3 separate regions of the Homo sapiens genome follow, and all the other regions are linked to region 2. The links are chromatin contacts, found by Hi-C or POLR2A ChIA-PET in ENCODE. All regions are on one chromosome and are shown on one strand. Each heading gives the region's core, a stretch centred on a gene start or an enhancer-like site at or near the end of the contact. The rest is flanking DNA. Distances are from core to core; before and after follow the strand shown.

Evidence for each region. A loop is a pair of places that touch in the nucleus more often than their neighbours do. ChIA-PET counts read pairs that join two places held with the same protein, here RNA polymerase II (POLR2A). Pooled maps may share reads with other maps.
Region 1: a loop to region 2 is called in a pooled map, with 2.1 times the contacts of the local background. The contact joins the promoter of CACNB1-AS1 here to the promoter of FBXL20 in region 2. A Hi-C loop is called at or near these places in 3 of 50 pooled maps. POLR2A ChIA-PET finds 5 or more read pairs at or near these places in 2 of 52 experiments (GM12878 and activated naive CD4-positive, alpha-beta T cell).
Region 3: a map of CD8-positive, alpha-beta T cell shows a loop between it and region 2 (6-fold over the local background). The contact joins the enhancer-like site here to the promoter of FBXL20 in region 2. A Hi-C loop is called at or near these places in 1 of 168 maps with a recorded cell type or tissue (CD8-positive, alpha-beta T cell) and 6 of 50 pooled maps. POLR2A ChIA-PET finds 5 or more read pairs at or near these places in 1 of 52 experiments (HEK293).

Annotation. Positions count from the first base shown.
Region 1 is chr17:39,172,843-39,177,145 of GRCh38, forward strand. CACNB1-AS1 (CACNB1 antisense RNA 1) reads left to right here and starts at 1,787. Exons shown (of 4, transcript XR_934743.3): 1 at 1,787-1,875; 2 at 3,021-3,117; 3 at 4,165-4,303. CACNB1 (calcium voltage-gated channel auxiliary subunit beta 1) reads right to left here. Exons shown (of 14, transcript NM_000723.5): 14 at 611-2,815. The coding sequence ends at 2,351. RefSeq lists enhancers at 2,566-3,167, 3,944-4,303.
Region 2 is chr17:39,400,269-39,405,079 of GRCh38, forward strand. It overlaps FBXL20 (F-box and leucine rich repeat protein 20), which reads right to left and starts at 1,358. Exons shown (of 15, transcript NM_032875.3): 1 at 1,093-1,358. The coding sequence starts at 1,134. It overlaps MED1 (mediator complex subunit 1), which reads right to left. Exons shown (of 17, transcript NM_004774.4): 17 at 4,017-4,811. RefSeq lists silencers at 611-903, 968-1,397, 1,428-1,627, 1,658-1,737, 1,988-2,377 and 1 more.
Region 3 is chr17:39,616,782-39,621,393 of GRCh38, forward strand. No RefSeq gene overlaps it. Among named protein-coding and RNA genes, the nearest start is that of PPP1R1B, 7.9 kb to the right of the region's middle. RefSeq lists silencers at 1,070-1,169, 1,250-1,389 and enhancers at 1,451-1,954, 1,622-2,122, 2,123-2,623. Within about 2 kb of position 1,815, at least 14 of the 41 ENCODE cell types and tissues checked have a DNase peak (open chromatin) inside an H3K27ac peak, as active enhancers do.

The sequences.
Region 1 (4,303 bases), core at 537-3,036, 230 kb before region 2:
CCAGCACAAAAAACAAGAACCAGGGTGGGCACAGTGGTTCATGCCTGTAATCCCAGCACTTTGGGAGGCCAAGGTGGGTGGATCACCTGAGATCAGGAGCCTGGCCAACATGGTGAAACCCTGTCTCAACTAAAAATACAAAAATTGGCCAGGCGTGGTGGCAGGTGCCTGTAGTCCCAGCTACTCGGGAGGCTGAGGCAGGAGAATCACTTGAACCTGGGAGGCGGAGGTTGCAGTGAACCGAGATCGCGCCACTGCACTCTTCAGCCTGGGCGACAAGAGCAAAACTCCATCTCAAAAAAAAAAAAAGAAAAAGAACCAGGAGGGAGGGGAAATAGTTTGAGGGTACTGTGTGAGGCAGGACACAGGTGGTTGCAGTAACTGTCAGAAGTCCACATCCTGCCAGCTGGGGATGGGAGGAATGGGTACACTCACCTGCTGACTTTCAGTCTGGGACTGGCAGAATCCCTGATTTTCTCTGACCTGCCCCCACAAGTAGTCTGCCTCCCTGTCCCCAAAGCTGGTTAGCAGGAACGAGGGGGGCATTAGTGGAGCCAGAAGCTCAGCCCCTCCCTCTCCTGAGGTGTTGGGGCACAGTGATGCCACAAGAGCAGAAAAACAGTCATGTGTATTTAAGACATTGCACCAGTGGGTCTGGATCTCACCCACTGAGCAACATTGAGCTTCCCATTGCCTTTGGCTCTACTTGTGGAGAGACAGGTAAGTGAAGGGGCTCAGGGCCAGTGTGGAGCTGGGACTGCCCAAGCAGCTCCTGGCTTGGGCACAATACATCAGAGGGCCAAAATCAAAGGATCATCTTTTCTTTTGAGTCAATGACTCAGGGCACAACATCTTCAGGCACCCACCCTTTCAACTCCCCGTGCATATCAGCAGCTCCCAGGTGCCTACGCTGACGACTATGTGGCGAGGACAAAGAAGCAGGCTTGGGAGGCAGCCACAAAGGACAGGACAGTGGTTTTATATATGGCAAAATACTTCTCCTAGGGGAGTACAGACAAATATAGACAGACAGATGGGGGCACAGGACACCAGACAGGGAGGGGGGAAGGGAGGGCAGTGGTGTCTTCTAATCAGTAAGTGGAAGCTGCACCCCACCCCCAGGTGGAGGGTGGGACATTGGCACAGGAGGTGGCGAGACAGGCATGAGGTGCCCATCCCTGAGGCGGGCAGCCGGGCAGGCCCCAGTCCTTGTTGGCACACTCGGCTCTCTCTGGCCCAGCTGGGATGCTGGGGAGGGGCAGGGTTGCTGGGCTACAGGGATGCCAAGGCAAAGGGATGCCCCAGGGGAGAGGGGGTACCAAGGCCTCTCCTGGGGGAAGTGAACATGGGTAACAAACAGAATCACGAGAGGCAAATACAGAGCAGCAACAGCAGCAGCCAAGCCCCCCAGAGGAGATCCGAGGTCCCAAGGCAACCCCTGGGCACCATCCCACGGGTCCTCTCCCCTGGGGCCTCAGGGTGAGGGTGAAGGAGCAGTTTTTTGGTTTAAAATGAGGCGGACCAGAGTGTTCCATGGGCTCCACACCCAGGTGGCACAGGGATGGGGGGCTCAGATGCAGAGGGGCCCCCTCTACTAATGGCAGCAGGCAAGGGATGTTGGAGGCCAAGCTCATTCCTGGGGTAGGCAAAGGCTGAGGCATGGAGGTGGGGGGTGGGGAGCAGCGTCTCGGCCGCTCACTCCTCAGGGTTCTGGGCCCTGGACGTTGCCATGGCCACGGAGGGTAGAGGGTGCTGTATGCCTGCCAGCTTCCACCCAGAACCCTCCCCAAGACAAGCTCCCCATGGGGTGTCCATGCTATGGCTTTCACCGACCAGACGATGCTGCCAGGAAGCTGGGAGGAAGGGGCAGGCAGGGTGAGGGACCTTGGATCTGGGGTCTGGGGAAGAGAGCCCCCATGGGAAAGAATCTGTGGCCTCCCTTTCCAGGAAAAGCGCCCAGCCCTTCCCCAGTACTGCAGCTTGGGAGAAGGAGAGCCATCCCACTTAGGACCGTCACTTAGGGCCCCGAGTAGAAAGAGTTAAGGAAGTGCACCTTTTCTCTAGGAGGGTGAGGGAGGAGAGCCCCTTAAGATGGGAGAAAGGGGACACTTCAGAAAGGTGGGTATCCCCCATCCATCCACAACAGGCAGGTAAAAACCGACAGCTGGGGCTTAAGGGCCTCCCGGGAGCTGGGATGGTAACACCAAAGAAACCCCAAGCTTTGAGCAAAGGCATCTGAAAGGAGGGAGACAGCGCCCCCTGGAGGCGAATACATGTCAGGTGTGAGCCCCTCGCTCCCTCCCCTCCCCTGGGCTCAGAGCCCTTCCTCCCGCCGTGTGGCCCCTGCCTCTCAGCGAATGTAGACGCCTCGTCCCCAGCCCTCCAGCTCATTCTTGTTGCGCCCCAAAACTGGACCCCCACCCTCAGCGCAGTAGCGGGCCTTATTCCGGCCCCGGTTCCGGTTGTCGGTCAGCTCTTCCTCATAGTCTTCTTCCTCGTCCTCCCAGGATCCCTGTCGGGCTGGGGGCGTGCCGCCCCCTGCAGGGTCTCCAAGCCCTGGCCCCTCTGAGGGGTCAGTCTCCATGTCCACACATGAGTCTCCCAGCTCCGTGTAGGCAGAGTTTCGGCTGCCGGGGGTGTCGGCATCAAAAGTGTCTTGGCGGGACAGTGCCCGTAGCGTGCCTGCCCGGCCTGGTGGGTGGCTGCTGGGGTAAAGGCCTGGGGGCTGGCCCAGCTCCCCTGGGTACTCGTGCATGCTGGCGTGCTCCCCGGTGGCCCGTTCCAGTGGCTGGTCCCCGGAAGCAAGGTAGGGTCCCTGGTTAGCAGACGGACAGCACACACCATGCAGATCAGGCAGGGGTGAGAAAAACACAACAAAGCAAGGCAAGTTAGTGACAGCATTAAGAGGTCCGGCCTGGATGAAGAGGGTGCTGGCTCTAGAGGAGGGGCCCCGGGGACAAACGGCTCTGGAGCCCAGCCAGAGGACAGACCTCAGGGCATTTGCTCCTCTCTCGGGACAGGGGGCACCCGACCTTCAACAGATGTGAGGACATATGAACTCTCAGGGCAACTATGGCCAACAGCCGTGAGCCATGAGTCACCGCTTCCTCAGTGCAGGTCATTAATGCTATCTTGGGGCTAACTGTCATTAACAGCTCAGTATTGCCACTCATTAGCGGTTGATTCGGTTAGTCATTGCCTTTGGTTTTCCAAATATATTAACGGGATTTCAGCTCAAACCTGCTGACCCTGGCTTCTTCGACCCACACCAAACCCCAATCTCAGGCTTCCAGAACCCCATGCTTCTCCCACCATTCCCTAGTCGGATGACACCATCTCCAAGGCTGATGGGATTCCTCCCTTGCCCCCAACAAGCACTCAAAGCAGCAAGCTGGGGAAGGCTGCTGGGTCTCCCCCTCCTACTGAAGATGAAGAGGTGGCCCAGTGTCCTTATCATCAAATGTCACGTGGAGGTGGGGCACAAGAGGGGTTCCAGTCCCTCCCCTGCCATGTCAAGCTGTGTGACCCTAAGCAAACAGTTCCCCTCTCTGTGGCCTCATTTCTTGGTTGTAATGTGATGGGGGTTAGACCTGAGTAGCAGTTTCCAAACTGTTACCTAGAGATCTGGGGTGGCATTGGGTGGGAAGGGCACAGAAGTGCTTCAGGGGTCCCCATGGAGGTGGAGGGGAGGCCATTCCCCTGGCTCCCTCAGGGCAGAGCAAGGATGCATTATCTAACATCCTCAGCTTCCACGTAAGATTCATTGAACAAATGGGCTCTGTTGCTGAAAACAAATTTGAAAGCTACAGTCTAGAATGATTTCATGGGTTTCTTCTGGCTCTTAAGACCTTATACTTAATGGTGTGCCATCAAGAGGTGGGCTGTGGCTCCCATGGGAGGAGGGCAAGGCAGGATGGGTCTCCCATGGGAGGTCCTTTCCTGGACTTTAACTGGGAGAATGGTGGAAGGTTCAGCATCAAGTCATAGAAGATGCCACATTCTTGGTCCCTCTTGAGGGGCCTTGTGGAGTCAGGGCTCCAGGGAGGGAGAGTCCAGGTTTAACGTAGGTTTCCCTGGCTCTGAAGGCCCCTGCTCTGTTGGGTCTAAAAAGGGTGTGGAGTCCAGCGAATCAGTTTATCAGTCTTCCTCGCATGTCCTTCCTAGTCCCTTGTCTTAAAAGCGCTCCCATCAGGCCTCATATCCAGCGGGCAGCAGATGCGCTCCTATGGCACCAGGCCCAGGAAGACAGCACCAGAAGCCCCAGACCCATCAAAAACCACAGACACCAGAAGCTGCCGCTCAT
Region 2 (4,811 bases), core at 108-2,607:
CAGTTCGCATAATAAGAAATCAAAGAATAGATTAAACTGACAACCCTTAAAAGTTTTCACACCCTGAACCTAGTTGTCGAGTTTCTTAAACTTTTGTCTCGCCGTCTTACAATTTCATCTCTCAAATGGAGATGAAGAAAAACACCGAGTGAGATTGTCCACTGAGCTGTGAGTGATCCCAGGTCAGCCTGGTTCTCTGCCAGAAAAGACCAGGTGACATTTACTCTTCCTGTAGAAGTTTCTTTCTCTTGACCCTCAAGGAACCTTCCAGTATATTGTTATACTACTGTAATTCATCAGTAGTTACAATATTTCACTTCCCAAAGGAATCTCTTCCTTGCAAGATGACTACTCTCTAAAGACGCTTTCAAGACCGTCCACTCCTCAATTCCAGGACAGTAAACCTCCCTCGCTAGAGGAGAAAAAGTTCCTGAAAGACAGACCGGAATGGATTTGCTGAACTTTCGTCCCAATCTCAAAGCATGTAGACATCCAAGGGTTCCCAAGGAACAATGAGCTACAGAAGTACAGACTAAACGGGAAAGCAGAGGAAGTATCAGAACAATACCCAAACCAAACACAGCACCGAAAACCCGTGGTAGCCTCTATCATCCCAAACTACCGTCCCCACTTCCCTAGTTTCACCAAGGTCTCAAACTCGGAGAAATGGTACCCATCCCCTAATTTCCTCCCTCAACAGACAACAAACGCGTCATGAAGGTAGCAGCGAGAAAAGCAGCAGGCTCTGGTGGACCGGAGCCGTGATGGCTGGGTGGAAGGAGGCAAGCCAAGGGTTGTGTAAAGAATGGAAAGCTGAGCGATCCTGGAGGAGGGTGGAATTAGGGCGCCCGAGCTAATCCCCCGCGGGGGCCCGCTGGTGGGAAGAGACGGGGGGCGAACCGGCGAGGGGACTGGGGGCACCGGGCTGCGCTGGGCTTCTGGGTCGCAAGAAAGGGGAGCGGAGTCTGGCAGCCCCGCCAGTGGGTGGGTGACGGCGCCTGCCAGGGAGGAGGCTCCGTGCGGAGCGGACGTTTTGGGATTAGAGCGCGCGACCCGCCCTCCTCACGCCGCCCGAGCCCCCCAAGCTCACACCTCAAACCTGCTCTTGGTCACTCCGTTCACGTCCCTCCTCATGGGGCCGGCGGGTGCGGCCCGGGCCGGGCGCTGCGGCGAGCGGAGTGCACAGACCGGGGGCCCAGGACAGGCCCGGGAGTTCCGGGACGGGGACTGGGCGCCGGAGGGGTGACGCCGGGACCGTGGGACGGGAACAAGAGACCTCTCGGCTCCGGCTAGGCCTCCACCACCTCCCGCGGCGCCGGCGGCCGCAACGACTGCTCGTCGCTAGCTCGGCTCTCTCCTCAGCCTCAACTTCAACCCAAAACAAAAACACTCCCCACCTGCCAGCAACGCCGCTGCTCATTGGACAGAGCCGCCCGGGCCTCGGAGCGCCCGGGAGGGGGAGGGGCGGGAGGGGAGGAGCGCGGCGGCGGCGGCGCGAGACCACCCCTCCCCCACACGGGGCCGGCCCTGACGGCGCTCCCGGGAGCAGCCGGTGCGCGGCGGCGGCACGACCCCCTGCGCCTCCGAGGCAGACGAGCCCATCGGGAGAAGGCGAGGCAGGGAAGTGCCTGTGCGTGTGGAAAAGGGGGTCTGTGGGGCGGATGCGAGTGCGCGCGTGCTCGCGGACCAGCGAGGGAGAGTAGAGCAGTACCGCACTCTGCGCGGGGGCCCCTCTTCTGCCCCGTGTCCCCCTCTCCTCCCTCCGCGGGCAAACAGGCACGCACCTGCCTGCACAGAACCTCAGCCTCTGCCCGCGCCCGTCGCCCCTCGTCACTTGTTCCCCAGGATCCTGTAAGGCACCCGCATCCTTCCCGGCCACCCAGCTCCCTTCCCCTGTCACTCACTGTCGCCTTGAACCCAAAGTGCAGCAGGCGGTCCCTGCTCGGAGCCATTTTCCTCCTCTTCTGGATGTGTCTAGATTGGGGCAGTGCGGCTGCCGCCGCGCCTCCGCGGTTGCCGCCGCCGCCGCCTCCCCCGCCTCCCCCGCCCCAGTGCATTACATTACGGGGTGCTGCAGGGAGGCCTGGGGGGCCGGGGCCGGACGCTTGTCTCCCTGTGCATGGCTCGGGAGGGCGAGGGTGGTTGCGCTGAGCAACAGGCCAAGTGCCCGCCCTGGTCCGGGGATGGCTGCGGAGCTGCACCTGAGGCCGGGGGTCGGGGGTGCAGGGCTGGAGCCGGGCAACCCTTCCTTTGGCCGGGGTCGGGGCGCGCGTCCGTGGGGGTGGGGCGGGCGAGACCGAAGAGCCTTTGGTTTTCCTTGCTCGGCCGCCGCCGGCGCCCAATGGGCTGCAGCGCCTGCCTGTCCGCCAATCAGGGCGCTGTTTGGTGAGAGCTTCGGCCTGACGTCACTTTGGCGGGAGAAACAAGCGTGTGTGAGCGAGTAGGCGGGGGCGTTTTCCCGATGGAAACACTTCATCAGACTCCCGGGCTCCTTGTATAGAAGCTGATCTGTGTCATCATATTATATTATGTTTTAACAACTCTGGCCTTCAAGGTCTCAGAATTTATGACCGAATTTCCACGAAGGAATAACACAGGATTTTGTAGTTTTGTTGCCCCTTCTATGAGCAACAAACTACAAAATTATGTCCTAAGAGTGAACTATTAGAAACTGTATAATAAATTCCAGCACACCTGGCAGGAGCAGCAGCACTGCTAATTGTATGCTTCCAAAGCAGTTATGAGTTGGTCTTCCTCACACCCCTTTTAATTAGTGGTTTTAGCGACTGACTTGTTATGCGTCTAAGAAATTAACAAGAGCAACAAGTGCGGCAGATCTTTAAGAACAGGTATATTTTAGCTGGAGGACATATTACCCAACTCTTAAAGCACTGTACAAACTTTTTCTTTTTTTTTTTTTTTTTTTTTTTGAGACAGAGGTTCAACTCTGTCGCTTAGGCTGGAGTGCAGTGGCACGATCTCGGTTTACTGCAACCTCTGCCTCCCGGGTTCAAGCCTCCCAAGTAGCTGGGATTACAGGCGCGCCGCGCCGCACCTGGCTAAGTAGAGACGAGGTTTCGCCATGTTGGCCAGGCTGGTCAGGAACACCTGACTACAAGTGATCCGCCCGCCTCGGCCTCCCAGAGTGCTGGGATCTTTTTTCTTTTGTAGAGACGGGGTCTCCCTATGTTGCCCAGACTAGTCTGCAATTCCTGGGCCCAAGTGATCCTCCAGCCTCCTCCCAGTGCTGAGATTACAGGCCTCATGTGAGCCACCACGACCAGCGCGCCACCCCCCGGCTTTTTTTAATCCTAGAGGGGGCTTCCTAAAACCAGGGACCTAGCTTCAGAAACTCATTCTCAGGCCCACAAACCCAGGTCTGTCTTCTCCTCCTGTCCCAGGTACTTTTAATGTTTTTGCTTGACTTCAGCCAGTGGAATAAAAAAGCCTTTTCATTCTGTCTCATCTAAGAGCTGTTTTCTCCCAGCAAAAACTGATGCATTTGGTGAGTAACAATGGCAAAGGGATGGCCGGGCGCGGTGGCTCACGCCTGTAATCCCAGCACTTTGGGAGGCCAAGGCGGGCGGATCATAAGGTCAGGAGATTGAGACCATCCTGGCCAACATGGTGAAACCCCGTCTCTGCTAAAAATACAAAAATTAGCTGGGCGTGGTGGTGGGCGCCTCTAATCCCAGCTACTCGGGAGGCTGAGGCAGAATTGCTTGAACCCGGGAGGCGGAGGTTGTAGTGAGCCAAGATTGTGCCACTGCACTCCAGCCTGGGCGACACAGCGAGACTCCATCTCGAAAAAAAAAAAAATGGCAAAGGGTAGAAAAACTGGCCTACAGAGTAATAGAATGAAGACAAGTTTCACAGCTCCGTCAGTTACCAGTTGACCCATTTCAAGTAGTACTCAGGGAAGACATTTACTGTTGACTGACTCTTTAAAATTGACTGGAGTTTTGAACAAATGAAAAAAGTATTCAAAGGCTAAAATTTTATTACACACAGGCAAATTACTTTTTATCAAAGAAGTTTATTTGCATGTAAATAAACAGGTTATTTTGTAATGTTTCGGGAAAAAAATCCCACAACAGATTTCATCTACTTTCAAAAAAATGAAAAACCCCAAAGTATTTACAAAACGGCCATATGCACAGAAAACCAAATTTGAAAGATTTTTTTAAAAAAAGACCCTCCCCAGCTGCTCCTGATGTACATTTTTAAACTCAAAATTTAAAGCTCAGTTCTTATAGCTGAGCATGTTTCCCAATCTAGCTTCTGAGATGTTAAGTACTTCCTGCCCCTCCAAAACTAACTCAAGGATAGAAATGTATGGGGGGCAGGGGAGGAGGGGAGAAGGAAAAAAAAATGAGATTGCCCAAGGATTGTGAATAATGTTTCGTATACTGACATCTTTAAGTGACTCAACTGTGGATACTGTATGACTCACTGGCTCCCTGAAAGGGCTTCTGAGAATTCATGATATTGCTGCACTTAATTTTCTGATCTAGGCCTGAAGAAAGAAAATCTTTCAAGAGTCACCAACCTCAAGCCTGGTTTTGGCAATTATATCCTGCGTTGTTTGTCCCCACCACCCCACCCCCCACCCGCTAAAATACTTCTGTTTTAAGACACATTGATATTGAACCTGAAATCTTTATGTACATCAGAGCAGGTTATGACCAAGAACCCCTAATGTTAAGTCAAAAGACAGAAGAGGAATCAGGTCAAACTGAGAATACATAAGACACCAGCAGCAGAAGATAGGTAGAAGTTGACTTCATGTCCTTGCCTTCTTTTGAAACAGA
Region 3 (4,612 bases), core at 565-3,064, 220 kb after region 2:
CTGGGACTGGAAACCAGGACTCTGTTGCCACTTTGGGGTCCTCTCATTCCCAGAGCCTCAGCACTCTGTGTGATAACATACTTATTAATGTAATAATGACAATGGTGAGTGCTATCTGTGCCAGGCACTGGCCTTCACAGGAATCATTTTATTCTTGACAAGACATCTGTGGGAGGGATTCCTAGTACCACCACTTAAAGACCAGGATGCTGAAGCACAGAGAGGTTGCCGTCAAGGCTGATGTGTCAAGGTCACATAGCTAGAAAGTGGCAGAGCTGGGATTTGAACCAAGTTTGACTTGACTCCAGGGCTCATGCTCTTACTATTATAAAGTGTGTCCCTTTCTCTGAAACCGCTGTGGTCTCCACACCGTAGGACCAGCAGACCCCGCAATGGAGAGGGAAAGGAGGGTGCCCTGGGAAGGACTTGTGCCCAGGGTTTGCCCTCTGGCAACTGGCCTCTGGCCAGGTCCCCAAGTCACAGGAGCCATGATGCCCTGGCCTGGATCTATCAAGTTCTGCTCATGGGTGGGTAGGTGGGTGGAGGCTGCTTCTAAACACAGAGAGGGAGCAGTCACATTAACCATGGAGTTTTTCCACCCTGTATATACCACTTTCCTCAGCTTCTTCAGAAGACTCCCTCCTAGCCCTTGCAGACTCAGTGAGGTGCTGCCTCCACCAGGAAGTCCTCCCTGATGTCCCCTGATGGCGCTCCAGCCTCTGGCCCTTGGCACCGCGTTGAACATTTGGGGATGGACAGACCAGCTTCAGGAGCCCCAGCTTCACCACTTGCTCACCAGCTACCTGCAGCCCCCGCCCCCGTCTGCCCTCCTGTCTGTAAAATGGGAATAAGAAGCCCTGCCTCACAAAATCTTTGCAAGGAGGAGCAGCGGCGTCCTAGGAGCAAGCACCTGGCGCCCGGTGAGCCCCCGCCACTCGCTCCTTCTCCTCCTTGTCCTTCTCCTGGCTTGCTCCCGGTTCTCTCCTCGCCACCCCCGCCCCGCGCCTGGCACGGCGCCCGGCGCGCCCCAGCCGCCCAATCCCGGCTCGCAGCCCTGACTTCCTGCCCGCCGGGCTCCCTCGGCACGTGCCCCGCGCCCCATGGGACCGCGCGCCCTCCCGGGGCGGCCTCCCCGCGGCCTCCCGCTTGGGGGAGCCGGGCTTGGGGGAGCGGGTCGCCCCGGCTCGGAGGTGGGGTCGGCGGGGGCCGGGCGGGCCGGCCGCGGCGGCGGGAAGGGGACGCTGCCCCTTTAAGGTGCCACCGCCGCGTGGCAGGGAAACAGCTTGTGCCAGCCCCATTCCGCCCGGCTCCGTTCGCTACAAGAAACACAATGCATAACAATCAGGCGCGCGCTTGGAGCCATGCCACGCGGCGGGGGCGGGGCGGGGCCGCGCGCCGGGCGGGGCGGGGGCTCCGGGGTCTCGGCCCCCGACCTGCGTCCTGGGCCCGCAGGGGAGTCCTGCCCCATGCTCCCGGGCGGGGCCGCCCTGTGCCCCAGCGAGGTGCCCCGGTGCCCCCCGCCTCGCCCGCGCTTGCCCCTCCCTCCCCGCCATCTCGCTCCCTACAAAGTTCATTCCCACTAACTCTTTTCCAGGCCACTTCCCCCTCACATCTGACAATCGGGGCCCCTCATTCTCCCAGTAATCACTCCACTGCACTAATTGCACATGCAAATATGCAAATGCGTATTAATTAATTACTATACTAATTAGTTCTGTGGTATTTGCGAGTAATAAATCATTGGATGGGAGCGAGGAAGCTGGAGACCTGGCCCATTTTCATTCTGCATAAAATTTTAATGGTCTCTCTGGCTGATCCGGGACGGCAGCGCGCGGAGAGGCTCTTAAAGGGCCAGTGGCGGCGGGAAGGGGCAGCGGTGGGGATCGCCGTTGACCCCGGCGGGGACTGGCACCCTAGAAGGAGTTGGAGATGCGGCCTCACATTCTGCAGGGGCCGTCTCCGGCGTGCGGTGGCTTCTGCCTCCCCCTCTGGGGCTCAGTGTCCTCCTTAGTGGCTTCTAAGGAGAGAACCTGGGCGGGGACCAGGAGCTGAACTAGGATTCTTTAAGAAAGGAAAGAGGTCTAGGAGATGTGAGAGGCCAATGCCAAGGCTTTGGGGCCCCAGGTAGCCTGGGAGACAGGAATGAAGACTCCATCTCCTGGATGGCTGAGTAAACTGAGGCACAGGACAGGCAAATCTTAGCTCCCACCCCTCTTCTCCCAAGGGGAAGGAAGCTAGAAGGATGTTCTGGTTGGCCCCAGCCTTTTCTTATATCTGGTGGGCGCCACAAGGTTGGGGGTGCCTCCAGCTTTCCCCTTCCACACGATCAAACCGCTGCCCCGCCCCCATGGGCACCAGCTGGCACCCTGGCAGAGTAGTCCTGGGCTTGAGTGGGCCCTGGGGACCCTGCTTTATTTCCAGGAGGTAGTCAGGACCCGGGCACAGGGAGGGGGCTGGCTGCTTTGCAGGGCCATTGACTGGGGGAGGCAGACAGAACCAGTTGTGCTCATGCCAGGGCGTAGGAGGATGCCAGAGGTGGGCACCTTAAGGAGGTGGGGACTGTGGGCCTGTCCTGAGCCGGTATTCCCCGTGCCAGGGTCTCTAGTCTGGTTCTGCTCAGCCTCCAACCTTCTGCCATCAACAAGCCCCTGGATAAGGCACAGCCTAAGGAGGGTCAGTGCTCTAGTGGGGGCCGATGATAATGACAGCAACTAACAAGACTATTAACTCGGCAAACATTTATTTAGCTGGAGAACTGTTCAGCAAGCTCTAGGTGCCTCACGACCCCCCAGTGACACAAGTTCTGTTACAGTCTCCGTTTTAAGGATGGAGAAACAGGGGCACACGAAGGTTAAGCAACCTGCTCAAGGTCACCCAGCTGTGAGTAGTGGAGTGGAGTTTGAACCCAGACAGTCCAGCTGTGTGTGGGTTCTTTCCAGCACACCACCTCTCCCCACCACCATTTCTGCAGCTCCTGCTCTGAACCACATCCTTTGCTAAGAACTTCATGGGCAGTATCCCATCCAAACCTTGCAACAACCCAGAAGGTAGGTTCTGGAATTATCTCCATGTGGAACACAAGGCTCAGAGAGGTTGACTAAGCTGCTCTGGAACACACAGGGAAGATGTAGCAAGGCCAGGCTCACACCTGGCTTGTGTGAGGGCAGAGTCCAACAGAGTCCTCCAGGCCCTCTGATCCCTCCCCATCTCTGCCCCTGCTGGGATCTCTGCCTCCTGGAAGAGCAAGAGGGCGTTGTGGTAGCCCCTGATGACTAGAGAAATGGAAGGGCTTTCAGTTAGATGGTAGAGAGAACTTGCTTCTTGAAAGGTGGGAGCTCCAGGGGCTGGGGTGGGATGGAGCCTTTTCTTCCTTTCCCAGACAGGCCAAGGAAGGGCCTTGGCTGTGTAGTGGGAGATGGGTGGGGATGGGGGTGGAGGGGTGGGGGAGAACAGAAGGGCCCAGAATGATAAAGCCTTGTGAGGACCACAGAACTCAGGAATCCTGGCTGGGTTTTAAAAATTTTGTCCCTGATAGGCCGGACGCGGTGGCTCCCACCTGTAATCCCAGCATTTTGGGAGGCCAAGGCGGGCAGATCACTTGAGGTCAGGAGTTCGAGACCAGCCTGGCCAACATGGTGAAACCCTGTGTCTACTAAAAATACAAAAATTAGCCGGGTGTGGTGGCGGGCATCTGTAATCTCAGCTACTTGGAAGGCTGAGTCAGGAGAATTGCTTGAACCTGGGAGGCGGAGGTTGCGGTGAGCCAAGATCACTGCCACTGCACTCCAGCTTGGGCGACAAGAGCAAGACTCCATCTCAAAAAAAAAGAAAAAAAAATTTGTCCCTGCATTCCTACCTGCCCCCCACCCATTGCCCCTGGAAATGTCTTGGGCACCCCCACCTCAAGAATTGCTATTTGGGTTTCCTATTTGGGTTTTCCAGGAGCTTCGGTCTCCAGCAGGGGGATGAGAAGATAATACTAAGCAACACTTTGTAATAAATCACTTGTTTTTTTAAACTGTGTGCTTATGAGCATCAACTTGCTTAGTTTTCATAATTCTATTGTTATCCCCGTTTTATAAATGGAGACACCGAGGAAGGAAAGACAGGTTAAATGATGTGGCCAAGGTCACACAGCTACTAAGTGGTAGAACTGGGACTTGAGCTTCTGAGCTGGGGTGCTTCACCACCCTGCACACGCTGAGCCAGATTGACCCCCTTGCCCAGCAGTCAGGGATCATGGTGGCAGGTGGCCTTTCACCCTGGGTCCCTTTGGAACTTGCAGATGCAAGGAGAAAGAACAGGCCTCAAGCCCGCAGTTCACATGGCCCCTCCCCATGTGAATTTTCATGGTGCTGTTTATATGCTAGCAGAAGCTGGGCAAAGTGAGTATTCAGGTGGCCCTGATCCCTCCACACTGGAGCCTCAGGACGGGTGGGCACTGGGAGCTCCAGAACAGGATGCTATCCCAGCATCTCTTGCCCCCTGCCAGCCCACCCTTGAGAGCACAGCAGGGTCAGGGAGTCAGTCTATTAGCATCTGTCAGGGGGACCACCCTGAGACAGAACACTGGGATTCCCATGATCTCAGGGTCCCCTTACCTCCTGGTGGC